Linked DNA regions of Homo sapiens: regions 1, 2, 3, 5, 6 and 7 are each linked to region 4. A link is a loop called in an ENCODE intact Hi-C map of the cell type or tissue named here. Cell type or tissue: IMR-90. All regions are shown on one strand. Region 1 overlaps LINC00491 (long intergenic non-protein coding RNA 491). Region 2 overlaps PAM (peptidylglycine alpha-amidating monooxygenase). Region 3 overlaps PAM (peptidylglycine alpha-amidating monooxygenase). Region 4 overlaps LINC00492 (long intergenic non-protein coding RNA 492). Region 5 has its middle 34 kb from the start of MACIR. Region 6 has its middle 79 kb from the start of GIN1. Region 7 overlaps PPIP5K2 (diphosphoinositol pentakisphosphate kinase 2).

What was found. Peaks named below come from ENCODE experiments on the same cell type or tissue, not always from the same donor. Only the 100,000 strongest peaks of a DNase experiment are listed, where the experiment ranks them.
Region 1: a loop joins it to region 4, with 2.1 times the contacts of the local background. A loop is called at or near these places in 21 of 110 quality-filtered maps.
Region 2: a loop joins it to region 4, with 3 times the contacts of the local background. A loop is called at or near these places in 18 of 110 quality-filtered maps.
Region 3: a loop joins it to region 4, with 4 times the contacts of the local background. A loop is called at or near these places in 16 of 110 quality-filtered maps.
Region 5: it touches region 4 in a loop (10-fold over the local background); 18 of 110 quality-filtered maps call a loop at or near these places.
Region 6: a loop joins it to region 4, with 8 times the contacts of the local background. A loop is called at or near these places in 74 of 110 quality-filtered maps.
Region 7: it touches region 4 in a loop (12-fold over the local background); 52 of 110 quality-filtered maps call a loop at or near these places.

What each region holds. Positions count from the first base shown.
Region 1 is chr5:102,655,146-102,659,145 of GRCh38, reverse strand. All of the region lies in intron 1 of LINC00491 (long intergenic non-protein coding RNA 491), which reads left to right. Among named protein-coding and RNA genes, the nearest start is that of LINC00491, 14 kb to the left of the region's middle. In IMR-90, no CTCF peak of the experiment used is centred here; no DNase peak of the experiment used is centred here; H3K27me3 peaks cover 333 bases.
Region 2 is chr5:102,790,827-102,794,826 of GRCh38, reverse strand. All of the region lies in intron 1 of PAM (peptidylglycine alpha-amidating monooxygenase), which reads right to left. Among named protein-coding and RNA genes, the nearest start is that of PAM, 38 kb to the right of the region's middle. In IMR-90, CTCF peaks have their summits at 1,897 (motif pointing right) and 2,765; no DNase peak of the experiment used is centred here.
Region 3 is chr5:102,969,499-102,973,498 of GRCh38, reverse strand. The region is part of intron 14 of PAM (peptidylglycine alpha-amidating monooxygenase); the gene reads right to left. Among named protein-coding and RNA genes, the nearest start is that of GIN1, 150 kb to the left of the region's middle. In IMR-90, a CTCF peak has its summit at 1,613 (motif pointing right); a DNase peak (open chromatin) is centred at 1,608.
Region 4 is chr5:102,581,424-102,585,423 of GRCh38, reverse strand. LINC00492 (long intergenic non-protein coding RNA 492) reads right to left here. Exons shown (of 2, transcript NR_047462.1): 1 at 3,858-4,000. Among named protein-coding and RNA genes, the nearest start is that of LINC00492, 2.1 kb to the right of the region's middle. In IMR-90, a CTCF peak has its summit at 1,650 (motif pointing left); no DNase peak of the experiment used is centred here.
Region 5 is chr5:103,223,104-103,227,103 of GRCh38, reverse strand. No RefSeq gene overlaps it. Among named protein-coding and RNA genes, the nearest start is that of MACIR, 34 kb to the left of the region's middle. In IMR-90, a CTCF peak has its summit at 2,314 (motif pointing right); a DNase peak (open chromatin) is centred at 2,343.
Region 6 is chr5:103,038,892-103,042,891 of GRCh38, reverse strand. No RefSeq gene overlaps it. Among named protein-coding and RNA genes, the nearest start is that of GIN1, 79 kb to the left of the region's middle. RefSeq lists a silencer at 1,493-1,787. In IMR-90, a CTCF peak has its summit at 1,611 (motif pointing right); a DNase peak (open chromatin) is centred at 1,611.
Region 7 is chr5:103,137,023-103,141,022 of GRCh38, reverse strand. It overlaps PPIP5K2 (diphosphoinositol pentakisphosphate kinase 2), which reads right to left. Exons shown (of 31, transcript NM_001276277.3): 5 at 2,554-2,639. Among named protein-coding and RNA genes, the nearest start is that of PPIP5K2, 19 kb to the right of the region's middle. In IMR-90, a CTCF peak has its summit at 1,555 (motif pointing right); a DNase peak (open chromatin) is centred at 1,562.

The DNA of each region.
Region 1 (4,000 bases), 74 kb before region 4:
TCCCTATGTTGGGGACAGCACCACTTTGAGGCTTTTAGCTTCCTAATTCAGACACCGCATTTAAGCAAAACCTGGAGAAGAAGCAAATGACTGAAAAGAAAAACAAAGTTGGCCAAAGCAATAGCATTTACAAATGATGTAAAAGCAGAGCAAAAAATATATGAAAAAAACCCTCCTCCTCTAATCACACTTATATAACAAAAATTTCTACAAAATTGAAAACCTTCTTAGTATTCTTTTAATTCATGTAACATATACCATGCTGAGGGTGTAATTTTTAAGAGGTTTTAAAATCTATCAGTCTCTCTATGTATCCATCCATAAAATGGGATCATGTCACATTAAGATTATGAGGGTATCTAGGTGGGAATGTCCCACTGCAGAGTGTTTGATGTTAAAAGTCAGCAGTATTTGAGCTAAGCTCACATTTGGGAGTTGTTACACAGTTAATCTGTAACTGTGCTGTATGATCATAGAGTTCCCATGACAGCTATTGCATTAGGAGAGGGGCAGTCCTTATATAGCTACTGCTTGCCCTACCGTCTTTGTCCCCATCCACATATTATTTATTTTACAGCATAAGAATCCTTGTAGACGCAACCTAAAATGTGAGGGTGGCAATGCTCAATTTTTTTTTAAATCTTTCTGATTATTTCAAATAGCTTTTCAGAGAACAGTGGTGAAACAATTGTGTTAAAATTTCTTGCTCTTCTTGTTCCCCTAAAAGCTGCCTCTGTTGTAGGATCATGAAGCATGGGCAGATTTAGGAAGATTTTACAAATAGCTTACATATAGCTGTCCAGAGATCAGGAAATTGATAGGCAAGAGCAATGTCTTCCTCTTTAGACCTCGTAACTATTTTTCATGCTTCATTTATTTTTGTAGTTTTTTTTTTTTTTTTTAGACAAAGTCACTCCCATTGCCCAGGCTGGAGTGCAGTGGCACTATCTCCGCTTGTTGCAGTCTTGACTTCCTGGGCTCAGGTGATTCTCCCACCTCAGCCTCCTGAGTAGCTGGAACCACAGACATGGGCAACCATGCCTGGCTAATTTTTTTGTATTTAGTAGAGACTGGATTTTGCCATGTTGTCCAGGGTGGTCTTGATCTCCTGGGCTCAAGCAATTTGCCTGCCTTGGCCTCCTAAAGTGCTGAGATTACAGGCATGAGCCACCATGCCTGCCTATTTCTCATGCTTTAGACTGCAAAATAATCATCCAAATACTCAATGGAAATTTTGAAAGCATATCATGATTTTTAAAAGTTTTGCATTTGTTGAAGACCTTTTTCTAATAAGATCCAATCATAGAAGAGACATTAAACTATGGTTAAGAGATAGATAAGGCAGGAACTACCTGGAAGGATTTATGTGTAAAGTAATAGAAAACTAAAGTTTTCTTCACATAAATCTTTCTATAGTTCTAAAACCAAAGTTTAGATGCAAGATATTGCAGAATTATGCATTTAAGAAACTTATAAATGTATAAATTGTGGAATGGCTATTAAAGACAAAATGGCTATTAATACTAAATACAAAAAATTAACCAGGCATGGTGGTGCATGCCCATGGTCCCAGCTACTCAGGAGGCTGAGGTGGGAGAATCATCTGAGTCCGGGAAGTTGAGACTGCAGTGAGTGGAGATTGTGCCACTGCACTCCAGCCTGGGCTATGGGAGTGAGACCCTGTCTCAAAAAACAAAAAATTAAAGTTATTTTACATATAATTATAAAATGTAAATTATTAAATAAATTGGTAATTTATAAATTATGGGAATTATGAATTAGGAAGTTAAGAAAAAGTGCTCTTAGAAACTTTTCCAACTCATCCCTCTTTTACAGATGAAGAAATTATGCTTTATTTAGGAAATGCTTCACTAATTAACAAACTAATTCAATAAACTTTATGCTTAGTTTGTTTTAAAACAGTTCTGCCCTGTCCCCTGGCACTGTTGAGGAAAATACACTGGTTTTGCTCAATGCAAAGCTAAGTGTGGAATATTTGCTCTCAAATCTGTAAAAGTGGAGCAGCAGAGAGAAGAGTAAACCAGAGCTCTGTCTACTGTTTCTATGTGTGTTTTCTATAATGGAGATATAATTCAAAGTGGTATTGACACACTCTAACCTTTACAGTGAGCTCTAGGTTCCAGTCTCCACTCTTTCATAGCTTCTCCACCAGGTTCCCTCACCTCAGTCTCCACCAGCTCCAAGGAGTATGAATTCTAAAGTGAGTCAAGCAAGGCATTTATTGGGAGGAAGAGACAAGACATTAAACACTGTCTCTTCTGCAGGTCTCCCTTTTGTTCAAGTTTCTGAGTATCTCTTTTGACTCTTTTCTCCCTCTTCCTTCCCACAAGGTACAGTCAGATGGTGCAACACTGTCCTGGCTTGGGACCTTCCCTCTCTTGCAGTGGGAAACTTATTAGAACCCAGGTAATACAGCTTGGACCTGACTGTGTACCTGGAGGGCCAATAAGAAGCCTCAGAACTACACTGGGTCCCCCAAGATAGAAGATAACCCAATGGTTTGGGGCTGTAGTCTTAGCTGGTAATTAAGAATTCATTTACTTGAAGTGTTTTTTTGTGCACAGGGTTCCAGGCCATCCATGGTAGCAGGTCTTGGATACTGGGATTCAGGCTATTTGTCTTTACTAGAGACACAGTGAACCCAAGGCAGGCAGGTTGTTTTATCTTTGGCATCCCAGCCTCCTCTTTTTGTGGCTGATATCCAGTTTGGTGACCAGTAATCTCAGGGTCTTTTCTTCATCTCAGGTCATTAAGACCAACTAATAGGTGAGAATGTGGTAATTTATGAACTCTGAGTTATAACTGATAAGGAAGACTATTTATTTCCTGTTTACTGGTTTTTATAGTAGGTCATGGCTTAAAACCTCTGATTATTCTGAAATATACATGCAATACACAAAATAACAAATTTTAGATTTTTAGGTATCTGCAACTACATTGTAGGAGAAATCTCGAAAGCTTCACCTCACTTTGCAGAAGACTCCTAGCCATGGATGAGGCTGGCTTCATCCAGGAGGAGTTAGGGGAAGATGCCAGAGAATGTGAATTGCTTTGTTGCTCAGTGCCCTGGGCAGCATCTTGTGTAGGTGAGTTTCCTAAATTCTGTATAAAGTGAGGACGATGGAGAGTCTACCTACTGCCTTCATCAGGCATTCCATGCTGGCTGCAAGCAACGTTATTCAGTAAAAATCTCACCACTGTTAAAGCAAACTAAATGTGGCCTGAGAAGGACTCCATACTTCTATACTTGAGTCCTTGTGGATGAACTGTAACCTAGCTTAACAGTCAGACAAAATTGGAAACCTAACTTAGTAGTATGCACCTGTAACAATAGCTGAATGTTAGCCAATCCCAGCAGCCATACTTCAACCACTCATAGACTGCTGAATGTTCAAACTGCCTGCAAAATAAGGCAAATGCCGAGTTGTAACCAATCTCACTGTTTCTGTACTTCACTTCTGATTCCTGCACATCACTTTACCTTTTTTGTCTATAAATTTTTTCTGAGCACAAGGCACCCTTGGAGTCTCTGTGAATCTGCTGTGATTCTGGGGGCTGCCCAATTTACTAATGGTTCATTGCTCAATTAAACTCCCTTAAATTTAATTCAGCTGAAGTTTTTCTTTTGTCACCACTTACCAGTGACTTTGTAATAAAAAAAAAAAACCTTGTAGAAGCTGGAAACAAATGCTTTGCCTTCTTCCTTGTGGTTATTTGTTACCAACCTGCAGAGGTATATTCATATTGCAGAAATCACGTGTAGCTGTGAATACACTGTGGTCTTATTCTTTGGGTCCAGCAGAAAATTCCTGGTCTTTCAGGATATGTAGGCTGTATTGGAACTCTTCATTCTCTCTGTAAAATAACCTTTTTGAGAGTAACTCTGCAGTATTAGTTATTAAACTAAGAATGATTCCATTAAGGACATTGTAGAAAATGTTGCAATCTGTCTAGAATCATGACTTAATTTTCTGGCAGT
Region 2 (4,000 bases), 210 kb before region 4:
ACCTAAGTAAACAACACAATGGACACAGGACTTGTAAATCTCATGAAAGACAATGCCAGATTTTAAAGTACATAGTCATCAAACAAAAAAATTAGCATCAGAATGTTCATAGCCACATGTAAATGTTCTATATTTTTTAAGCTGATAATCTCTATTTAATTTGTACATGTAATAATTTTTTGGTGGTGGAATCAGCATAAATATAAATATCACTGTTTCATATTGAATCAAACTATCTTCAGTTTTCTACAAAAAAAATAAATCTTTTTTTTCACCTAACCTTCCTTGGTACAAAAATTAAATCTTTCTTAATATAGAATAGGAAGAATCTGCTAATTCAATAATACTAATTTCTTTTTTGCTGATTAAAAAAGGAATGAAAAAAATCTCCTCATCTAGTCACTTCCTATAAAATGCTTGAAATGCTTTGTTCACCATTGGCTTTAATAATTCCTTCCTTCAGTTGGTGGAAAATGTATCTGAATCAGTAAGAATCTACTTCTGCCAATTCCTTTCAGGAAGACAACCTTCCACCTACTGAAATCACACCTCCACTCCAGGCTGTAGCCATTCCCAGCCTCCCTCCTTCACCTCAGTGGGACCTTGTTATCCTGATCCGCACAGCATTATGCTGAACTCCCAAGATAAGGGGAACAGAAAATAACCAGTAACAGGTATACATGTTTAAACTATCATTAAAATAGTTCTATAAAATAGAAAGCCAGAGTCTCAAGGGGGTAGCTGGCCAAGGATAAATAAACCACTTCAAGTATAATATAAATTCAAAAGTGTTAAATAAATAATAAATTTTACTTAAATCTACCAAATAAAAAGATAAGTAGTTATATAAATATGGTCAATACATTTTTTAAAAAGAAAAAAATATGCATTTAATTTGTTAAACCAAAATACTCAGATAAATATAGCATAATATATTCAATACATATTTCACATATTGCTGACTTTAAAAGTTTTTTATTCTAAGTATAAAAGTAATCTTCTCTTACTATAATCACTACAAATTGATAAATTAATTGTGTATATAAACTTAGGATAAAATACTTGCTATAATTACTTAAAGCATTTAATATTTTCAAAAGTGTTTTAAAATCTGTTCCTGGCTCAGTTTCTTAAATGACCAGGGATATTTCTATATTGCTGCTTGTCTGAGCTTTGAAAAAAACCAGTACTTAAAATGCTGCATTTAAGCAATAGCTGTTTTAGTTAAATACATTCTAATAGTTCCAAAATTTCAAACATTTCCACTGACAAGTGTCTTTGGTTGTTGTTTTGTTTTGAGACAGTGTCTCACTCTGTCACCCAGGCTGGAGAGCAGTGGTGCGATCAGGCTCACTGCAGCCTCCACCTCCCAGGCTCAAGCAATCCTCCCACGTCAGCCTCCCAAATAGCTAGTACCACAGGTGTGTGCCACCATGCTCAGCTATTTTTTTTTTCATTTTTTTTTGAAGAGACAGGGGTCTCCCTATGTTGCCCAGACTGCTCCCAAACTCCTGGGCTCAAGGGATCCTCCGAATCTGCCAAAGTGCAGGGGTTACAGGCATGAGCCACTGCACCCAGCCCAATTTACAAGTCTTTAACTTAAACATTAGAAATGGAAAAGCCTAGGCACTTTGGACTTAATTTACACGGAGGGAATTTTAAACGCAAAGAATCTTCGGTGTTCTATAAAAAATTCACACATTCAGAGAAGGTATCTTACCTAATTTTTAAAGGAAGAAAGGAAAAAGTATGAGTAAAACATTATTTTAGTGGAGAATGTTGTGCTCCTATGAGGCCCAAGATTCATAACCAACCATGATGCCAAAGGGGAGATTTTTTTAGAGGAATGAAAAAATTATTCCAATGTTACTTGATCAACACTAGACTCCACTAGGAGGCACTCTGAACTTACGTGCTACTGTATGACCTAATACTTTTGTGTCACTTTTTGTGTGTGTGTGGCTGCAGAAAGCACATTTCCTGCTCATAATCAAAGTGTCAGCCAGTAAGAGACCACCATAATAACTGTGGTAGGAGCCTCAAAAACTGAAGCTGTATTCTGATTTGTAAGAAAACCAATGGTAATCATGTGTTACAAACTCTTCACTTGATAAAATGATGGTTTCAGGGTTCCTTTAAATAGGGAAGACTTCTAATGTACTGAGAAGAGATTCCAAATTACAAATACTAAATTTGTCATCAGCCTTTCATGTTATTACACTGCCCCATTCCAACTCTTCACAATGCCAGTCAGTGGCAAATGGGTTACCATGCATTATGTTTTTAAAAGCAGAAAAGAGTGCACACAAAGTGCCCAAAGGCAACCAAAAAGACCTTAACAGCCAATTGCTTGGCAAATAGATAAAGAAGAAAAAAGTTTATGTAATTGCTACCTGCTTTTTATACAAACACATGTATTTCCTGGAACATGGTAAATGTTTGTTTTGAAAGTAACCTCCATAGTCTTTCCCCACGTCGTTTATCAGTACTGGATTGGAGAGCAGTTTATGACAATAAAGATTTCATTTACCTTTAATATTTTTCTCAACATTAAGATTTTAGATTACTTTTGTCACTTCTTATTCCCTCCAGCATATACACAAACCCACATATACACACACATTAATGTTAAGCTTCATATGTCTAAGGTGAATTTCCTAAATTCCATACATACCATGTTTAAATATAAATTACAACCCCCAAACAATAAATGGCTCTAATCTCCACTTGTGAAAAAAAAGAAGGATCAAAGAGTTTGTCAAACACTCTGCTGTAAAGAACACAAATCTGAGCAATAGTCCATTTTTTATGTTCACCCTTATTAGTATGGGTACAACTTCTCCCAATGTTTGTATATTGCCCAGTAAAGATGACATCTGGTGTTGTTTCAACAATATTTGGAGTAATGAAGCAGATCCAAATTAAAATGTTCCCTATAGCTATATTTTCCTTCAAGAAACTCCTACGATGTCCTAGATAAAACCCTAGAAACAGGCTATGTGAAACTACCTGGTTTATCTATTGTAAGACTAAATACAACTAATTAATTGACAGGATTTCAACCCAGGGTTGAAAGAAGGGAATTTACTACAGTATGCCTATCTTGCATTCAGAAACAAACCCCAAATAAAGTTAGCTATCTAAAGAGGTTTTTTGGTTTGGTTTTAAAATTTATTTTATTTTTTCTTCAGTAACACTTGGCAAAATGTTGAAAACAGAAGAATCTGCTGGAGAAAAAGTAGTTGCAAAAGAAATAAAATACAACTGGGTTAATGTCTTTAACACATAAATAAGTCTTACAAATATAAAAGAAAAGAGGAAAACATCAACAGAGTAACCACATGTAGAAGTAAAAATAATATAAAAATGTTCAAAAATAATATAAAAAATGTTCATGTTATCAATCCAAGTTATAACGTATTCTTGAATTGGCAGTTAAAAAAAAGAAAGCTAATTTCAGGCTGGGAAATGGGTGTTCTCATACAGACTGCCACAGAAATATAAACTGTCACATGGCTTTTTTAAAGAACAATTTGGCATATACGTATCAAACACATAAAAATATCCACACTCTTCTACTTAATTTTACTTCTAGAAATTTATTTTAAGAAAGTAGAGATAGGAAAAAATTAATCTAAAAGTATTTTCATCAGAGTGTCATTTATAACAGCAAAAACAAATTTCTAAGATCCCAATAATAGAGGACTGATAGAGGCATAAAATAAAATGTAATGCAGCTACTTAGATGCAGCTGTAAAAGAACATTTAGTGACAGGAGAAAATGTTCACTATCTAATGCTCAGTGAAAAATATTGCTCAGTTATCTTAATTTTATGTCTTATGGTTTTGAATCTCTGTTTGTATATGTGCATATATGCATGAACAGAACAGCAGAATGGCTGACACACAAACAAATGATATCAGTGCTTATCTCTGGGTAGTAAAATAATGGGTAATTTAAAAATATTGTCTTCTTTGTGCTTATGTTTTTTTGCATTTG
Region 3 (4,000 bases), 390 kb before region 4:
TTTAAATCAGCTTCAAACAAAGGAAAAGATTTTAATAAACTGATATCATTAGGGTGATTCATCACTAAAATGCATTCTATGCCTTCCTGTATTAAGGAGTAAACTTGGGTATGAGACTCCAATTCTATGAAAGCAAATTATTTGTAAAATATTATCACATATACAAAATATGACTACAGAAAGTTCATGAAGTATTTTAACCCTCATCATTTCCACGATGACTTCAAATCCATTTATATCAACTGTGTGAATGGTAAACATATTCTCAATGAAAACACAAATCTGCTCTCCTACACCAAACCCAAGGGCAACCACCAGTTCTTCCTTTTCCTCATCCTATACTAGGTGCTGCTAATGATGAAATTACTTACGACTATGGAGTCCTGTTGCTTACGTTTTAATTACATTTACAGCACAATTAGAAAACATTTATAAAATCTCTTTTCATGACCATTAGGAAATGAAAATGATAACTGGTTTAGCCATGATGTATTTCACTGAAGAATATATTATTAAGAAAGTGGTGCAAGGGGAGATGAAGTCTTTCCAAAATGATGCTAAGAGATTCTGTCATGTTTACAAATAGTCTTGGTTTAATGTTTCAAAGTAGGTTTTCAATTCTTGCCAGTGAAATCAGCTTATCCCAGGTGAAATCTTCAATCAGAAAATAATTACCAAGTAATAGGGCCAATCTCAGTAAAATAAACAAAGCAAATTATAAGTCAACCAAATCTGTTAGGGCACAGTGGCATTCTGCCTCACAGAAGAAAAATTAATACAGTTCATTACTGCTAAATTCTCGTGTACCACACATTAAATATAAATAGTTTCATATGCTTGTACAATGAAACGTCTTATTTAGGAAATAAAATACAAGAGTATTTCAGGGAGAGATAAACCATTATTTAAAAACTTGAGGCTGGGAGTGGAGGCTTACATTTGTAATCCCAGCACTTTGGGAGGCCCAGGCAGGAGGATCGCTTGAGCCCAGGAGCTCGAGACCAGCCTGGGCAACAGAGTGAGACCCTATCTCTCTAAGAAATAAAAAAATTAGCTGGGTGTGGTGGCATTCAATTATAGTCCTCACCACTTGGGAGGCTAAAGTGGGAGGACTGCTTGAGCTCAGGAGTTCAAGGCTGCAGTGAGCTATGATCACGCCACGGTACTCCAGCCTGAGTGACAGAGACAGACCTCATCTCAAAAAAAATTAAAATTAAATAAAAACTTGAATCCATATGTTTAAGCTATTATTGTTATTGAGACAGGGTCTCTCTCTTTCGCTCAGGCTGGAGTACAGTGGCACAATCTTGGCTCACTGCAACCTCTGTGTTTAGGGTAATCTTGATGGAGGAAGACAGGTTCAGAACTATGCATAGTCATTCAGGTTTGTAAGAGGAAATCTAAAAGCTGTGATAAAATACCAAAGGTAGAGCACTCCAGTTCATGTGAATTTATCATTTAAAATTGTTATTGGGTTAGGAAAGCAAAAATTGTTAAAATAATGCAACAGGCTTGGCTGCACACAGTTGCACAGGCCTTGCCAGAATAAAGTTTCAGAGCAGAATCTGTACAAACATCTTGTTACATGAGAGAGAGACCACTAGATGGCTATCTCTTACATTCCTATGTGCAAACCAGAAAGAGTTTTTTCCTCTTCTAGTGTACTAGATATAATATGGAATCCTGAAATGTTAACCAATTTTCTTAGTCACATTAAGATGTTTATTTAGAAAATACATCTAATGAATATAACAGATGGAGTAGAACATAAATAAAGCAAGTTGGTGGTCCTGACCCCTGTGTCATCTCTCAATGTTTCCTTTTTCTTTTCAGTTTATGTTCCACTCATATTGGCTTTTCATTTCCTTGAATATCAACTCTAAGAAGATATTGTTTCTTCTGCCTGGACCACTCCCTCCCCACTAATAAACTAGCTCCTCAACTTTCAGATCTTAGGTGTCACATCAAAAAAGCCTTTCTTGACAATTCAACTCAGGGGTCTCTGCTGGGTGCACCTATAGCACTCTGGTCTTTCCCTGTATGGCAACTCCTCAATTCAAATACACATCAAACCCTATTTCTGTGCCCCTAAGAAATAATTCTACTTTGTGCCTTTAAGTAAATTCTACTTAACTTAATAAAGATAGTGACAATAACCTTTAGAAATTACTTTGTAGATTTAAAGAAGACAGCTAATATTAAAATACCCAGTCCAGTACATATCATAAAGTAGGTGTCACTAAATTATAGCTATTATAATTACTGACTGAAAAAACAAACTAATTGCAACATGCATCTGCTTCAACCTGTGGTTTATATAATATTTTAAAAATCAGCTCCTTTTTCCAGTCAAACATTTGGATTTTTGTAATAGAAAACAAAAAGCCCTTTTAGGACTGGGCACGGTGGCTCATGCCTGTAATCCCAGCACTGGGAAGCCAAGGCGGGCGGATTACTTGAGGTCAGGAGTTTGAGAACAGCCTGGCCTACGTGGTGAAACCCCATCTCTACTAAAAATACAAAAATTAGCCAGGTGTGGTGGTGGGCACCTGTAATCCCAGCTACTTAGGAGGCGGAGGCACGAGAATTGCTTGAACCCCAGAGGCAGAGTTTGCAGTGAGCTGAGATCACGCCACTGCACTCCAGCCCGGGAGACAGAGTGAGACTCAGTCTCAAAAAATAAATAAGTAAAAAAAATAAAATTAAAAAAAAAGCCCTTTTAGGTTCCTAGCCCTCTATTTTCTTAATAAGTCACTGTGGCTACTACAGCTAATTGGTTACTGGCTTTGCCAAAGGAGGCTGTATCTGTACCTTCTCCATCTCTTTTAGCGTATCTTTGGAAAAAGAACTCTCTCTACTCCACTGTTCTGAATGCCATTCCTCCAGAATTCCCTAAAGCCTCTCCTGTCTTCTCTCTTTTCTTTTTTATTAATAAATACAACTTCTTTACCTCATATCTGACTCACAGGCTATACATACACTCACTTAGGGCTTGAGTTGTTGTGGAGGTGGGGAGAGACTCTCCTCTAACATAACATATCCTTCAGGCTTTTCCATCTTCTCTCTTCCTTTACAAGCTCCAACACTGTCCAAAAGAATTTTCTGTAATAATGGATGTAATCTATGTCTGCACTGTCCAACCTAATAGCTGCTAGACAGACACATGGGGCTGAGTACTTTGTAAATGGCTAGTGCACCTGAGAAACTTAATTTTTAATTTTTTACTTTGAATTAATTTATATTCAAAACATAAATATTTTCACCTAGTGTTTACCATATTGGATGGTGCAGGGCTACTTGCTGATTCATTCTTCCTTACATCCTTTTCCCTCCCTAAATTGGATGCATTTCTTTCCACTTCCTATTTCACCGTTGTATGACTTCTCCAAGAGGTAAGGGATCCTAATTGCCAATGCTAATAGACTCTTTATTTTGATCTACTGGGAGGCTGTAGCCCTGTTGAAAGTTCCCTTCAGAACCTCTCTCCTTATAATGTTGTTCTTTACAGGTCTTCTCCACCTATCATCTGTGCTTCCTCTTTTTACCGTCCATCATGTAAAAAACGCTGGTGTTTTGGGAAGTCTGTCCCTGAAACATTTTTCCCCTGGCTAAAGCCTCTTCCTACTAAGTGATCTCAGTCACTTACAAAACTTAAGCTACCACCTCCAGGCACATGACTACCAAGCCTGGAGCTCTCCTAACACCAAACTGGTGTTACAAAACTGTCTTCTGGAAAATCCCACTTGGATGTCTGTCTGTCTCATTTGAACTTAAAATGTCTAAAATGGAGCTCTTAATCTTCTCGCCATATTTTAACCTTTTAATAGTGTCTCTCTTAGTGATGACACTTTTTTGAGTAAATCAACTCAGAAAACTGTGTTCTTCTCTCTCTAACCAGTGAATCACAAGGTCCAACCTAGGCTGATTTGCAACATCAACTTTTCCCTCCTTACCACCAGTACTCATTTGGGAATCTTATCTTTTGATTGTCATAGTGAAA
Region 4 (4,000 bases):
GACCCAGAAATCCTAATGTCTCTTCAGGTTTCTTTGATGCAGGTCATTCACATCCCAATAATATCATGCAAGCTGTAGAAGTGTATTCAGAATTGGCAGCAATTAAAGGGAAGAGAGTTAAAGGGAGGTAATAGATACTGTGATTTATGGGAAAATAACGCTTCTCTTGCAATTCTATTGCAAGAAGGGATCTACAGAATTAGAAAAAGAAATCATAATACCATTTCAAAATAATGGATTAAATCTTTGTAGGAACTAGTAATAACTTCAAGGGCCTTGCTTAAGGGAAGGGGGCTGTATCTGTTGGGCATTAATTCTGAAGGTTTTTATTCCCTTTGAGGCATCCTATGATCTCTATTCAATAAAGGAGCAAAAAACACCCAGTAATTGATGGCTGTCCTCGTCAGCTGGGGACATTTGCAGGTTTGGGAGAAGGAGAAAATGGGGCTGGAGTGAAAAGTTGGAAGCAGCCCACTGGATAATAGAAGAGAAGAAAATTATAGATCAAAGGATCTAGCTAGCATTTTTTAAAAAGGAGTTTCGGACCTACTCCATTCTCTTCTGTTAGGGTCCTAACAGTTGTAGTTTCTGCTTTTTGAGACACTGTTTTAGCACATAATGGGACACAAGTTTTAAGTTAATTTCTTCTAAAGTACTGACAATTTAAATTTACCTTTAAAAAAATTATTGCTTCCTGAGCTGGTATACTCTTATCAGATAACAACTTCTCAGTAAATAGATGTTTAAAAAATTAAAACTCTCCTTAGATTAACACGTAAACAATTATGATTTCAAGTTCTAATGTTTCTTAGAAAACAAGGTTGTAGGTCCCTTAATATTCACAAGACTTGGGATTCTGAAAAGGAAGTAGTATAGTTCAGTGGGGAAAAATCAAACAAAAATGTTATCTAATTTAATAATCAGATACCTTTTATTCTAGTTCAAATCTTATATGAATAACATATCTCAATCTCAATCCACATTTAAAAAAGCTATCTGTCACATAGAGTAGTACTCTCAGGTCTGAATTTCTATAACAGATATTTCCAAGTTATTCTGCCTTCCTTTCCCACAAACTCAAGCAGTTTTATGTATTTGTGGTATGAAAGTTTTAGTTCCATTATTTAGCACAACCTGCAAGGTATTTACATATGTTGCGATTGTAACCATCTAACGATGTAGGTCTGTTGCGTAAGAAAGGGTTATTACTGTATGGAGGTTAAAAAAAAAAAACTCCAAAAACCAAACAAAACAAATAGATGCATCCATTCCATTGTTGATGTCATGACTAGGTGTTGGGAGGATAAATGAGGGAATGAAAGAAGCTCTTGAGTTCTGGGGAGGACAGCTGCTTCATGCAGGCAAGACATCATTATTATTAATTATCTTTATTCACTTTCAAACCATCTGTTTCCAAACATGGGCACGTGTGGCCCTATTTTCCTATCTCAGTGCCCCCTAGTGTGTACCTTATACATATTTAATCTTCAACTGATTTCAAAGGAAGCAACATTATGTACAGATGGATGGCGCTGGAACAAAGGACAGACATTAATTCATTTCTTTGATGATTTTTTTTTTGTTTGAGACAAGATCGTTCATTCATATTAAACTATTGCTGATGGTATTATGCTAGTAGTTTTTCTTTAACCTTAAGAAAACTAAATAATGCCATCTGGTGGTGAAAATAAATATTCTGGAGGGTATTTCCAGAATTTGTTTATTTCATTTTTTTGTATTTTAATATCTTCATTACTGTAATAGTTTTTAACGAGTTGACTGAAGTCATTAGAAAGTAGAATAAAGATTTTACACAAAAGATAGAAATAAATAGTTTGGAATATATCTAGCCAGATCTAATTATACAGTGATAAAATTCCCAATTCAAGTTCTTTTCACCCATAAAGAGTGGTGACAGATTATGCAAAACCGTGGAGCTGGTTCTCTTCTTAAGTAACTGAGAGTAGTAATTTCCTGGCATCTGATACTATCATTTCTTCTGTAGTCACAATAAATAAAATGATATCCAGCCATGAAATTCAGTACTGCTCTCATGGGTGATAGACCAACTTCCTGATAAGATATGATGCTTTTATTGATTCCCTCTCAATTTTGCTCACCTTTGGAATTCAGGTCATGTCTGAAACCTAGAGGGGTATACTTGCTGGAAGATTTTGTTTTGTTTTTGTTTGTTTGTTTACATGAGAACCTGATGAGTCTGCTATGATAACTCAATGGGGCTGAAACTGGAGACCTGTATAAGTGAAAGATTATATTTTACTTAGGATCCACTCTCTCTCACCCTTTCTGTCCTCTAAAGACTAGGGTATGTCCCAAGAGAGAATTTGTCACACAGGGAAATGTCTTCAGACAACAAATTTCACTGAAAGTTGGCTTTTTCTAGGGTAACAAGGAGGAAATAGGGCTGGCACAAAGACAGTGTTCAATAAATATTTGTTGAATTACATCAAAATGAAGAATATTTCTTCCCTCGAAGCCCTTGTAAGAGAAGACTTCAACCAAAATGAAATTTCTGAAATGCCAATGAACCACATCTCTCTGTTGCTTAAAGTCTTGCAATGGCTTCATAATCCACTCCAAATTCCTCACAAGGCCACCCATAATACGGTCCTTGTATACCTTTTGACTCATATTCTGTCATTCATCATTCCCCCCACTCGACTTCTCTGCTTTAACACAAACATATATCCATGTGCATGCATGTACACACACACACACACTGAAATAGATCTATCCCACCCCCCAAAGCCAGTGTTCTGTTTAGCCTTTGCTGACCAAAGCACTCTTTCTTACTTTACCTAGTAAACTTTTAATCATTTTGAAAGATTCAGTTCAAACACTGCACTACTTCCACTAGGAATCTTTTCTTGAGTTTCTCATGTGGACAGTAGTGCTTTATCCTCCATGCTCGGAGAACCTCATATACATACTCCAAAAAAATACAGTTACTTTGCTAAAATTGTTTCCATGGACATCTTCACTATACCATGTGTTTCTCAAGAGCAAGGGCTACATTCTATTTGTTTAAAATCATTTTTAAATGTTTTGAGTGGTAATTGACCCCCATTAGGTACTTATTAAATGCAAGCTAAAGGCATGAATAATTGGTAGCAGATATTGCTAATCAAGCTCCAACATCCAGTCTTTCTTCTTATTTAATAGAACTCCAACCCACTTCAACCTCTCCGTAGCTACCCACCTAGGGAAGGTCCTATGACAAAGCTCTCACCGTGAGATATAACTGGATAAGATATGTGATGCTTCCTCCTTGCAACGTCCTTATTAAGAAACTGCTGTTCTTAAATTCTTTTGTCTTTTCTGCTTCTCACAGACTGAAAACAGGTGACAACTGGCAGTTTCCTTGGACTTAGTGATGGAAATGAATGTTGATGTTGGCTGAGCTCTCCTGACAGCCTGGGAACCTGCAGAAACTTGGTGACCAGACCACCCTACTTTGGGTTATGTTAGAGAAAAATACATCCTGTCATATTTAAGCCACTGTATTTTGGGGTCCCTTTATTACAGCAATTCAGGTGATGCCCTAATTAGTACACGGTTGAAATGGAAACTATTTTCTATGATATTGAAGCTTTATTTTCTCAGCATTGTACCATAGAAAATATTTCCATTTCTATTATGTATCAGGATATAACCTAGAAATACGTCATGGAAAACAATTAAATATTACTTTTACAGATAAGCTTCAAAACACTATCAAATTTCTATTTATTGCCTGTAGAACTTAAATTATCATTAAAAATTAAAAGGCAACTATTTCCAAGAGTAGAAACTTTATTTACAATCTTTAAAAATATCCTCTAGTCTTAAGACCCTACCTTGTTTTTAGCTTCTGTGTCTTCTTCCCTCATTGAAGAATCAGTCATTCACTTTAGGCACAGCCTTGTGTTATATGTTAGGAAAATCTTGACCTTGGATGGAAGAGAGAAAAGGAACTCCAGAATGACAGCCAGGTATTAAT
Region 5 (4,000 bases), 640 kb before region 4:
GTGCTCCAATCTTGGGTGTGTATAGGATAAATCTTGTTGAATTGAACCCTTCTTCATTATGTAATGCCCTAGTCCTTTTTCTACTGTTGTTGATTTAAAAAGTCTGTTTTATCTGATACAAGAATAGTGACCCCTGATCTTTTTTTCCATCTGCATAACAGATCTTTCGCCACCCCTTTACTTTGAGCCTATGTGTGTTATTACATGTACTATGGTGATATGTGTCTTTTGAAAGCAACAGAATGATGGGTCTTTTTGTTTGTTTGTTTGTTTTTGTTTTCTTTTCTTTTTTAAAATAGAGACAGGGTCTTGCTATGTTGCCCATGGTGATTTCAATCTCCTGAGCTCAGTCAATCCTCCTGCCTTGGCCTCCCAAATTCCTGGGATTACAGGCATGAGCCACTGTGTCTGGCTGGGTCTTGTTTTTTTAATCCAATTTGCCACTCTATTTCTTTTCAGTGGAGCATTTAGGCTGTTTACATTCAAGGTTAATACTGATACGTGGGGATTTGTTCTTGTCATAGTGTTGTTAGCTACTTGCTTTGTAGTATCAATTGTGTAGTTGCTTTATAGGATCCATGGGCTATGTGTTTATACATGCTTTTGTGGTAGTGTATTGTTCTTTTGTTTTTATGTTTAGTACTCCCTTAAGCATCTCTTGTAGGGCTGGTCTGGTGGTGGCCAATTCCCTTAGCAATTGCTTGTCTGGAAAAGAGTTTATTTCTCCTTCGCTTACGAAGCTTAGTTTGGTGGGATATGAAATTCTTGCCTGGCATTTATTTTCTTTAAGAATGATAAAAATGGGCCCCCAATCTCTTCAGCCTTGTAAGGTTTCTGCTGAGAAGTCTTCTGTTAGTCTGATGGGTTTCCATCATAGAAGTGCACTGTTAGTCTGATGGGTTTCCTATCATAGCCTGATATAGTCCTTTTCTCTAGCTGACTTTAAGACTTTTTCTTTTGCATTGACCTTGGATAGTCTGATAACTATGTACCTTGGAGACAGTCATTTTGTATAGTAGTTCATGGAGTTCTCTGGATTTCCTGTGTCTGCATCTTGACCTGTCTAGCAAGACTGGGCACATTTTCATGAATTATATCCTCAAATGTGTTTTCTAGGTTGCTTACTTTCTCTTCTTCGCTCACAGGAATCCCAATAAGTCATAGATTTTACCACTTTACATAATCCCATATTTCTTGAAGGCTTTGTTTTAAATTCTGTTTTCTTTATTTTTGTCTGAGTTGATTTGAAAGAGCAGTCTTTGAGCTCTGAAATTCTTCTGCTTGGTCTAGTCTGTTGTTAAGGGTTCAAACTGTATTTTGAAAAATCATGTAGTAAATTTTTCAATTACAGAAGTTCTGTTTGGTTATTTCTTAATACAGCTATTTTATCTTCCAAATCCTGCATCTTTTTTCTGTTCTCCTTGTGTTGAATTTCAACTTTCTCTTGTATCTCTTTTAGTTTTTTTGTCATCAATATTCTGAATTATTTATCTGTCATTTCAGACATTTAATGTTAGGATCCATTGCTAGGGAGCTAGTGTGATCTTTGAAGGTGATGAAACACTCTGGCTTTTTGTACTTCTGGAGTTCTTATGCTGGTTCCTTCCCATCTGAGGGAGCTGACACTTCTTTTTCTGAATTGTTTATAATTTAGATGGAGTTTTTTGATATTTTATTCCTTTTTTGCCTTGAGGTTATGACTGTGGTGGATGTTGTGTATGATCTGTTAAAACTTCAGACAAATTAAATTTAGCAGCGTTTAACTGAGCAAGAAAAAACAAACAAACAAACAAACAAAAACCTATTCACAAATTCGGCAGCCTCCAGAAACACAGCAGATTCAGTGAGACTCCAGGGATGCCTCATGGGCAGAACAAATTTATAGACAAGAAAAGGAAAGTGACATACAGAAATTGGGCGTGAGTTACAGAAATAGCTGGACTGATTGGCGTTTGCCTTATTCTAACACAGTTTAAACACTTGGCAGTGTATGAGTGGTTGAAGTATGACTGCTGGGATTGGCCAAGACTCAGCTATTGTTACAGGTGCATACTGCTAAGTTAGGTTGTCAATCTTGTCTACCTATTAAGTTAGATTACAGTTCATCCACAAGGTCTAAACTACAGAAGTATGGAGTCCTTCTCCGGCCGTATTAACTCTGTTTTAACAGATCGATTAGCTTTGTTTCTGGATGCTGTTATGGGAACAGGGCTCTGTAGAGTTCCTTGGTTGCAGATAGCTTCATATGATGGGTTTTTCAGACTTGCTTGGTGTAGCAATGTATTCTTATTTGGTGGTGTAATTCAGGCTGCAGTCCAGTAGATGGTGCTTAAGAGTAAGAGATGAGCTGGCAGGAGGCTCTTAACTCTGCTTATGCACGCCTTCAGCAGGGGTGGAGGCAACAGAAAAGCACGAGTGCCCTCCCACCTCTTCCCCATACCGTTTGTCTTCATCGGGGGTGGAGCCCCTGGAAAAGCCTGAGAGGCACCTCTTTCACCCTACACTCCCTGGGACCCAGCAGGAAGAGGCGCTGCTATGTCCACGAAAGTACACTGGGGAGGCTGTCTGGAAGTGAGAGATGACCCCCATCTCCAAGTCTGTTCCCAGGCTTTGGTGTTGTGCCCTTTGGTGGCTGTCACAGCACTCATAGTTCCTTTGACCCCAAAGGGACTTTGGCGGGCTGCACTCCCCCTTCGCTTAGTGGCAGTTCACACGGAGGGTTAGATCTCCAGGTGAGTGGGGTCCACCTCCCTCCTACTCCTTGCAGCTGGTGAAGCACTCTCCCTCAACTGACCAAGGAAGCAGTCTGAGGCACCCATCAGTGACCCACACAGACCTGCTTCAGGTCGCAAAGCTGTCCCTGGCTGCAAGTCATGCTGCTCAGGAGAAACGCAGTAGGCTTCTGCAATTCTCCTCCCATTCCAGTCTTGGGATGAGAGAGAGCTTAGTTTCAGCACCCACTGCTAGGCACTCTCCAAACTCACTGCCCATTTCCGGCTGTGGGGACCTTTCCCTCGCTCCAAAGCAAATGCTCCAATCTCTGGCCCAAGACTAAAATGCCTGCCGTGGCTACCATTGCCAGGTTACCAAACAACGACCGACTTTGTATGAGCCCAGATTTAAAAAAGTATCCTCGGCCGGGGGCGATGGCTCAAGCCTGTAATCCCAGCACTTTCGGAGGCCAAGGCAGGTGGATCACCTAAGCTTAGGAGTTTGAGACCAGCCTGGCCAAAATGGTGAAACCACATCTCTACTAAAAATACAATAATTAGCTGGGCATGGTGGCGGGCGCCTGTAATCGCAGCTACTGGGAAGGCTGAGGCGAGCGAATCGCTTGAACCCGGGAAGCGGAGGTTGCAGTGAGCTGAGACCGCGCGATTGCACTCCAGCCTGGACAACAGGAGCAAAACTCCGTCTCAAACAAAACAAAACAAAAAAAGTGTCCTCTCAGTCCCAGGTCTGGAAAAATGCCTGCAGCTTTTCCCAGTGTCTTTCCCTCTCGGTATCTCAGCCTCTCCCCAAACTAGCTCCCGGGCTTGGCAGAAACAGGGTGCTCTCCCTTGGCCTGGGCTGCACAGATCACTAGCGGAAAGGCGAAACGCAAGGGGAGACTGGCTGTTCCTCTCACATACTAGGGCTTCACACATTATCAGCAGAACGCCGACGTGGGGGCTGCTTGCCCACCTTCTCCACAGAGTCTGGGGTATCCTTTGCTATTCTAGTGAACTGCTGCTTCCCTTCCTCAATTAAAGCTCACAGAGTTGACCTTTATGCACTATGTTGCTAATTCCAAGCGGAGGAAGCCCGCTGAAAGCCTCCAATCTGCCATCTGGGGCGCTCATGCTCCACCAGCCATGTTGGGTACCTCCACCTCCTCCACGCAGGCCGCAGGCCAGTGTGGCTTCCTCCTGGCCCGTAGGCCCCCCACCCCTGTGACTTGGACCCAACCAAGGGGCAACTCCAGCTCAGGGATTGCAGGGCTGGGAGGGGGCTGCACGCA
Region 6 (4,000 bases), 460 kb before region 4:
TCTTTACAAATTGCACAGTCTCAGATTTTCTGTTACAGTGACGCTAAACAGACCAAGACACCATTCTTTCTATTCAGTTCCCACTGCCAGCCTCCAAGGTTACTTTACCTCAAAATTTTATTCAGTGGCCTTCCTGACTCCAGTTTATTTTCAGTCACCTTTCCAATGGAGCCTTCTGTCCACTACCAGTTCACTTCCTTAATATTTTTGTTATGTCACTACCCATTTGAAGACAACATGTAACTATCCCTATTTCTTATCACATGAACAAACAAACACAAACAAAACCTGATATCACAAAGTTTACTCTACTCTGGGCCTGCCAAATAGTGGAACACTATTTCTCAAAATATTCTATTCCCTTTATCAGAACACTGTTCCACGGGTTTACTATGTTCATGTTCATTTATGCCTCTGTTCTTTACTCATCGCCATCACCTGGAGTTTCTACTGTATCTTTTTTACCATTCCACTTCATATCTTTCTTGTTTTTAGAAGCTCAGTTCTAATCCTATCTACCTCAGTAAATCTTACCTGATATATTAGTGTGTTCTTGCATTGATATAAAGTAATACCCAAGACTGGGTAATTTAGAAAGAAAAGAGGTTTACTTGGCTCACAGTTCTGCAGGCTGTACAGGAAGCACAGTGGCTTCTGCTGTTGGGGAGACCTCAGGAAGCTTTTACTTATGGCAGAAGGCAAAGGCGGAGCAGGAATCTTACATGGTGGGAGGAGGAGCAAGAGAGAGAGTTGAGGGGTGGTGAGGTGCTGCATACTTTTTAACAAGCAGATATCACAAGAACTCTATCACAAGAACAGCACCAAGGGGATGGTGCTAAACCATTCATGAAGGAACCGCTCCCATGATCCAATCACCTCCCACGAGGCCCCACCTTCAGCATTGGGGATTATAATTTGACATGAGATTTAGATGGGGACACAGATCCAAACCATATCACCTAACAATTCCAATCATCGTAATTTTCATTTTTCTGTTCAAATTAATTACTCTCTGTACTGTATAATGTATACTGTTATAAATGGTTCTCTACTCGTTTCTTATTTGCTAGTCATTTCTTTTCAATAAGGCTGTAATTTTTTTAAGGGCAAGAACCATGTTTTACTTATAATTCTGTACGTTACATAGAGCTCATCACAGGGTAGGCTGTGAATGAATATTCATTGCCTAGATGACTGGTTTATTAGTTTAATCAAGAGATAATGCAACCAACTTAGGTCAACATAAATTTAGCCAGGAAGCTAATTAGACAGAAGACTATACAGTAATAGATCACCATTTAACCTTTTTGACAGTCACTGGGTTTTAAAAATATTCCTCCTATTTTTAATACGCAAACCCAGCACACTTTAATTATTTTCTTTTTGGTGTGTTAATAGTGACTCTTTTGGTGAAGAGAATACAGATACTGTCAGCATCTGTGTGACACCTGAGTTGCAGATATTTTAAAATATTTGGATGCTTGGCATAATGTAGACATAAAAACTGAAAGACTGGCAGTATTTTAAATTATTCTACTTGAAGACGGCCATCATCCACTAAATAACACCTATTTTTGAATGCGCAAATCCACACAAATGTTTTATTAAGTTTACCACCAGATGTCAGTCATTCACTGCAATGGTAATAACTACCCTGAAGAACTCTTTATGAAAAATCTATGTATGTGGATATCTCCCTCATCTTTCCTTCCCTCACCGACTCTTCCACTCCTTCTTTCTATGACTGTCAGTCTGTTTATTAATCAATTGTCAATTGATTATCTATTTATTTATGTATTTATAATCCACATATCTATTCTAATCTATCTAAATAATGAAAAGTATATACTAGGTATTTTGAGAAAATAACATCATAAAACATCTAAGTATTTACATATACAATATGAAAGTGACACTAAAATATTTTATACACTGTGATCTGGAATTCAGGCTCTTTTCAGCCCAGTAACTTTGAGACCAATGCAATACTATGCAGCCTTTTTTCAGGACATACTTTCACTTCTCACTTAGAATCTTTGTTTTTTGAAACTTTTATTGGATTCTTATTACTCTGGAATTAAATTCTTACTGGAAGAGCATCAATGACATAATAAGAAAATTATACAATATTTGATTTTTAGATAGGTACTAGGGTGATTTAAAAAGCTAATTTACTACTAAAGAACTATGCAAAGAAAGTTCTCCACTACCAACTTCTACCTACAACTTTTGTTTAAAATTTTTTCTGTTTTCTTGAACATTAACATACACCTTCTGTGATTCCTCATTCTGAACTTTGTCAAATATCTGACTTTACATCCATCACTGAACTTAATGAAGTGAATTTATGCTTTATTTTCCCTTTAGATTGTGAGATACTTGAGGTCAGGGAGCTTAGCAGATATCCATCAATAAACAAATGTTATTTTCTAAACATGAACTGTGGCCGGTCTGTAGTGGATTGTCTGTTACCTACTCAGCAACCGTTTTCTTTTTTCCTACCCAAATTTTGTTTAAGTGGCTAGCACTTCTCCATGGGTAGAGCCATGGGCCATTCTTTGCTATGGATTAGCTCAGAAATGGCCACACAATGCATGTGACCGAAACTGTCTTAGAGGCTTCAAGGAAAAGTTTCCTCTCTTGAAATAGTGAGCTGCAAGGACTAATGGGTAAGTTATTGCATATCTGTTGTCATTTCTGAGAAAGAAAATACTAGTGTTCTTGTGTTTCTGAATCCTTTTGGGGATTGATACAGATTTGGGGTGCATAGGGGAGTCTCTCTCTTTAAATTTTTATAGATATCAACTAGAGACATTTTTATATCACATAGAAAGAACATTCTAGAGAATAAAGCCAACACTGAGGAAAACAGAGCTGTGGGCTGGAGATACAGATAAAGACATAGAGAGAGACAGACACACACACAAGCACACAAAGAGAGAGAGAGAGAGAGATTAAAATTAAATATAAAATTAAAAACTTCCCTTTGAAAGACAAGGCTGAGAGAATGAAAAGGTAGTCCACATACTAAGAAAACATATTTGCAAATCATATGTCTGATAAAGAGCTTTTATCCAGTATTTATATAGAACAATACTCCATTTCCTAGGAATTCAGACTAACTTGAGATTTTATTTCAAGTATAATTTGTTCTTTTCTTTGTTCTGTTCAGTAAAGAAAACACTTTTTTACTTTTACTAACAGCTCTCAGCATATTAACATGTATGAAAAAAACAAGTATGTAAAATGCAGTTACATTCCAATTCCTTCTCATGGTTTTGAAATATTTCTAGTTTTATCAGCCTGGCTTTCCAGCCCATCCACTACTGCTCCCCTAAACTAGCCTGAGTGTTATGGAATATAGCCCTGTTGTTAATCCCCTACTATAACAAGCATTTTCCGATAAACCTCCTCTGCTTACTCAAATACTATCTTTTTTTTTTTTTTTTTTTTTTTTTTTTTTTTTGAGACGGAGTCTCGCTCTGTCGCCCAGGCTGGAGTGCAGTGGCGGGATCTCGGCTCACTGCAAGCTCCGCCTCCCTGCAAGCTCCGCCTCCCGGGTTCACGCCATTCTCCTGCCTCAGCCTCCCAAGTAGCTGGGACTACAGGCGCCCGCCACTACGCCTGGCTAATTTTTTTTTTTTTTTGTATTTTTAGTAGAGACGGGGTTTCACCGTTTTAGCCGGGATGGTCTCGATCTCCTGACCTCGTGATCCGCCCGCCTCGGCCTCCCAAAGTGCTGGGATTACAGGCGTGAGCCACCGCGCCCGGCCTCAAATACTATCTTTTTTATGAAGCCTTTCTGCTCTTCAATAACAATTTGATAGCATTTTACTTGTTTTCTTCTTATGCCTTAAAATCTAATTAGTTATATGCTATTTTAGCTACCTTACTAGATTACAGACATTTAAGGGATCTGTGCTTTTTTCATCTTTGTATTTTGCAGATAAACTTAATTAATGCCTGTTGAATGAATCCTTCACCTTTCAATTTATTTATT
Region 7 (4,000 bases), 560 kb before region 4:
TCTATCAGATTGATGAACTCCTTTTAGCATTTCCTGTAAAAGATCTGTAAGATCTTTTTCCTATCCTGTCCTATAAGGACAGAAAAATTCCATGATACTGGTAATTCATGAATCCCTCAGTTTCTGTTTAGTAAAGTATATTATGTCTTCATGTTTGAAGGATAATTTTTTTTTTTTTTTTTTTTTGAGACGGAGTCTCGTTCTGTCGCCCAGGCGGGAGTGCTGTGGCGCGATCTCCGCTCACTGCAAGCTCCGCCTTCCGGGTTCACGCCATTCTCCTGCCTCAGCCTCCCGAGTAGCTGGGACTACAGGCGCCCGCCACTGCGCCCGGCTAATTTTTTGTATTTTTAGTAGAGACGGGGTTTCACCGTGGTCTCGATCTCCTGACCTCGTGATCCGCCCGCCTCGGCCTCCCAAAGTGCTGGGATTACAGGCGTGAGCCACCGCGCCCGGCCTGAAGGATAATTTTGCTGAATAGAATATTCTAGGTTGGAAGTTTTGTTTTTCCTTCAACACTTTGAATGCCATCACACTCTCTCCTAGCCTATAAGCTTTCTGCTTAGATGTCAGCTGCCAGTTGTATCAGAGCTTCTTTACATGTTATATACATCTATTCTCTGGGTGCTTTAAGGATCTTTGTTTATCCTTGACCTTTGAGAGTTTAATTAATATATGCCTTGAGATAGTCTTATTTGGGTTAAATCTTCATATTCTTCTATGACCTATGCATATTCGTATCTTTCTTTAGGTTTGGAAAGTTCTGTTATTGCTTATTTCAATAAACTTTCTACCATGATCTATGTTCTCTTTAAGAGCACTAATTCTTGGATTTGTCCCTTTGAGGCTATTTTTAAGATTTTTTTTTTTTTTTTTAACATTTTCCCTTCCCCTTATTAACTACGTAGGTCCCAAAGTTCTTAAAGAAAAACGAAGAAAGGAGTGGGCTAAAAAGATGAAAAGTGCTACCTGGGAAGTTTGTTCAAGCTCCTCTCTCAGGTCTCTTTAGTCCTGTAAGTGTGTTTCATTCTTTTCCTCTCTTTCTCCTCTGGCTATGGATTTTCACATAGCCAGTTTTCAAGCTCACTAATTCTTCTACTTGATCCACTTTGCTGTTGAGAGGCTTTGATATATATTTCAGTTTGTCAACTGAATTTTTCAGTTCCAGAATTTTGGCTTGTTTTGAATTATTTCAATCTCCTTGTTAATTTCTCATGATACAATTCTGATTCCTTCTCCATGTTACACTGAAGTTCTTGAGCTTCCTCAGGACAGCTATTTTGAATTCTCTGTCTGAAAGGTCACATATCTCCATCACTCCAGGATTGGTAACTGGTACCTTATTTAGTTTGTTTGGTGAGGTCACATTTTTCTGGATGTTCTTGATGCTTGTAGACATTCACTGATGTCTGGGTATTTACAAGTTAGGTATTTATTTCAGTCTTCACCGTTTGGGCTTGTTTGTATCCATCCTTCTTGAGAAAGCTTTCCACATATTCAAAAAAGACTAAGTGTTATGATCTAAGCCTGAGGTCACTGCAGCTGTATTAGCACTAGGGGGCGCCCTAAGTCCAGGAATGCTACAAACTCTTGCTGACTCCTAGAGGCACCACCTTGGTGGACTAATTTTTTGGTTCTTATGAAGGTGCATTCTTGCATGGCTAGTTTATAATTTGGTGTTCCTGTGGGGAGTGGGACAATCACTGGAGGGTATATTTGGCCATCTTGTTCTGCCTCCCCCCTAGTTTTTAATAAAAGATGGTTTAAGGTATGATAAATTCATCAAAATTCCCCACAATACTAAGTGTGAACAGAAATGTTAACTCAAGACAAACACGTATTTTGCCTTGTGACTAAGTTAGGTATAGCTTCCATGCTATGTTTTAGATAACCAGAAAAAAAGGAGCAAACAGTGCTTTAAAATATTAATAAATACTTAGAAGTACTGTTGCCCCTTGTCATACGCGGTGACTGGTTCCAGGAACCCCCTCGTATACCAAAATCTTCACATACTCAAGTCCCACAGTTGGCTCTGCAGAATCCATGTAAATGAAAAGTTGGCTATCAGTATATGTGGGACCCACGAATTCCGTATTTTCAATTCATGTTTATTCCATGAATAAGCAGACCAGCACAGTTCAAACACATGCTGTTCCAGGGCCAACTGTATTTCCAAATTCTTGGCCAGTATTTAGTTTTTGGCATTGTAGCATGAAGTTTCTAATACTTAATTCAATAGTCATAGATAAATCACTTGTTCACCTTTAATCAATACACATTTACTTGTATGTAATTTCAAAATTCTAACTCATGATTCTTAGAGATATGTCAAAAGTAGGCCAAAGAAGAGAAGGATAAATAATTCCTAAATTATTAGGTAGCCTTTTAACTCAGTGTCACCTTTTAATTGAATATGTTTGTCTGTTTAGATTATTTTTTAAAATGGAATAGAATACTATGAATTCTTTAAATTCCTTCCAGTTAATTATTGTAAGAATGTGGCCCAAAAGTATGTCAAGTGGCAAAGGAAGCTTACCTAAAATCTCTTACTCTTACCTTTGGGATTATTTGGGTCACGGTTCAAAATAGCATAACGAGGAAGTAAAATACCTTCAGCTTGAAGAATACTATATACTTCTCTCCTGAAGAAAAAGGGAAACATCCTTATTGTTTTATTGCTCCATTTCACAATGAATATATTATTGTAGTTTTCTTAAAAGACATTATTGTTGTTCTATAACTAAAAAGGGTATATATCTCAACACTTTTTATTTTTTAAATAAACAAATGTCACTTCGAATATTCAAAAAAGGTATTCTGAGGAAATATTCAGCAATAAGAACACAAATTTATGCACAATTCTTTTCTAGCTTATTGAGAAACTAATTATTAAAACTGAGAACATAAATGTATTTTAAAAATGGCTGAATAAAGTTGATATTATCACAATGATAGAACATTACCTAAGCATTAAAAGCCTTATGCTTAAATAGTATTTAATGACATGGAGAAATGTTCACAGCATACTAGAGAAAAGTGATTCTAATTTGGTAAAATGTGATTGTTATGTATGTATTGTTTTCTATAGGAAAAAAATATGATAGATACAGTGACGATTAAATGGCTTTCGGTACGCTTTTACTTTTCAAACCATTTAAAACGAACATACATTTCTATAGCTATAGCTGTATATATAAAAACACATATATATGAATTAATATGTAAATGTAGAGAAAATGTTTTAAATTTTAGATATTAATAATGTTACTCTCTGGAAGAATAGAAAAAAATAAAGTGAAAAAACCATAAGGTCTCATATTTACAAAGCATTTTTCATACACATAAAATCTCATATTGTAATGGTAAAACAAGAAAATAGAATGCTGGTGAGATTATGAGAATAGCTATAGGAGTGAAACATTGATTGAATGAAATACATAAATACACTCATATTTTATAATTTATTAGAAATCCATGCTTTTTACCTGTTAAATGAATGCTAAGATATACAGTATAATATTTTTCAAAATAGGTATACTTTACCATTTAAAAAATCTAGTTATAGGCCGGGTGCGGTGGCTCACACCTATAATCCCAGCACTTTGGGAGGCCGAGGCAGGCGGATCACAAGGTCAGGAGATCGAGACCATCCTGGCTAACACGGTGAAACCCTGTCTCTACTAAAAATACAAAAAATTAGCTGGGCGTGGTGGCGGGCGCCTGTAATCCCAGCTACTCGGGAGGCTGAGGCAGGAGAATGGCGGGAACCCGGGAGGGGGAGCTTGCAGTGAGCTGAGATCCCGCCACTGCACTCCAGACTGGGCGACAGAGCCAGACTCCATCTCAAAAAAAAAAAAAAAAATCTAGTTATAATGAGTAAAGTCCTAATTTCATCATCAGTCCCATGACAGAAAAAGTGCTCATAAGTTTGAATGGTTTAGTAGGCTCTGGAAATTAAACAATCTCGGTTAAGTCTTTGTCCTACTACGTGGGGAACTTGTGA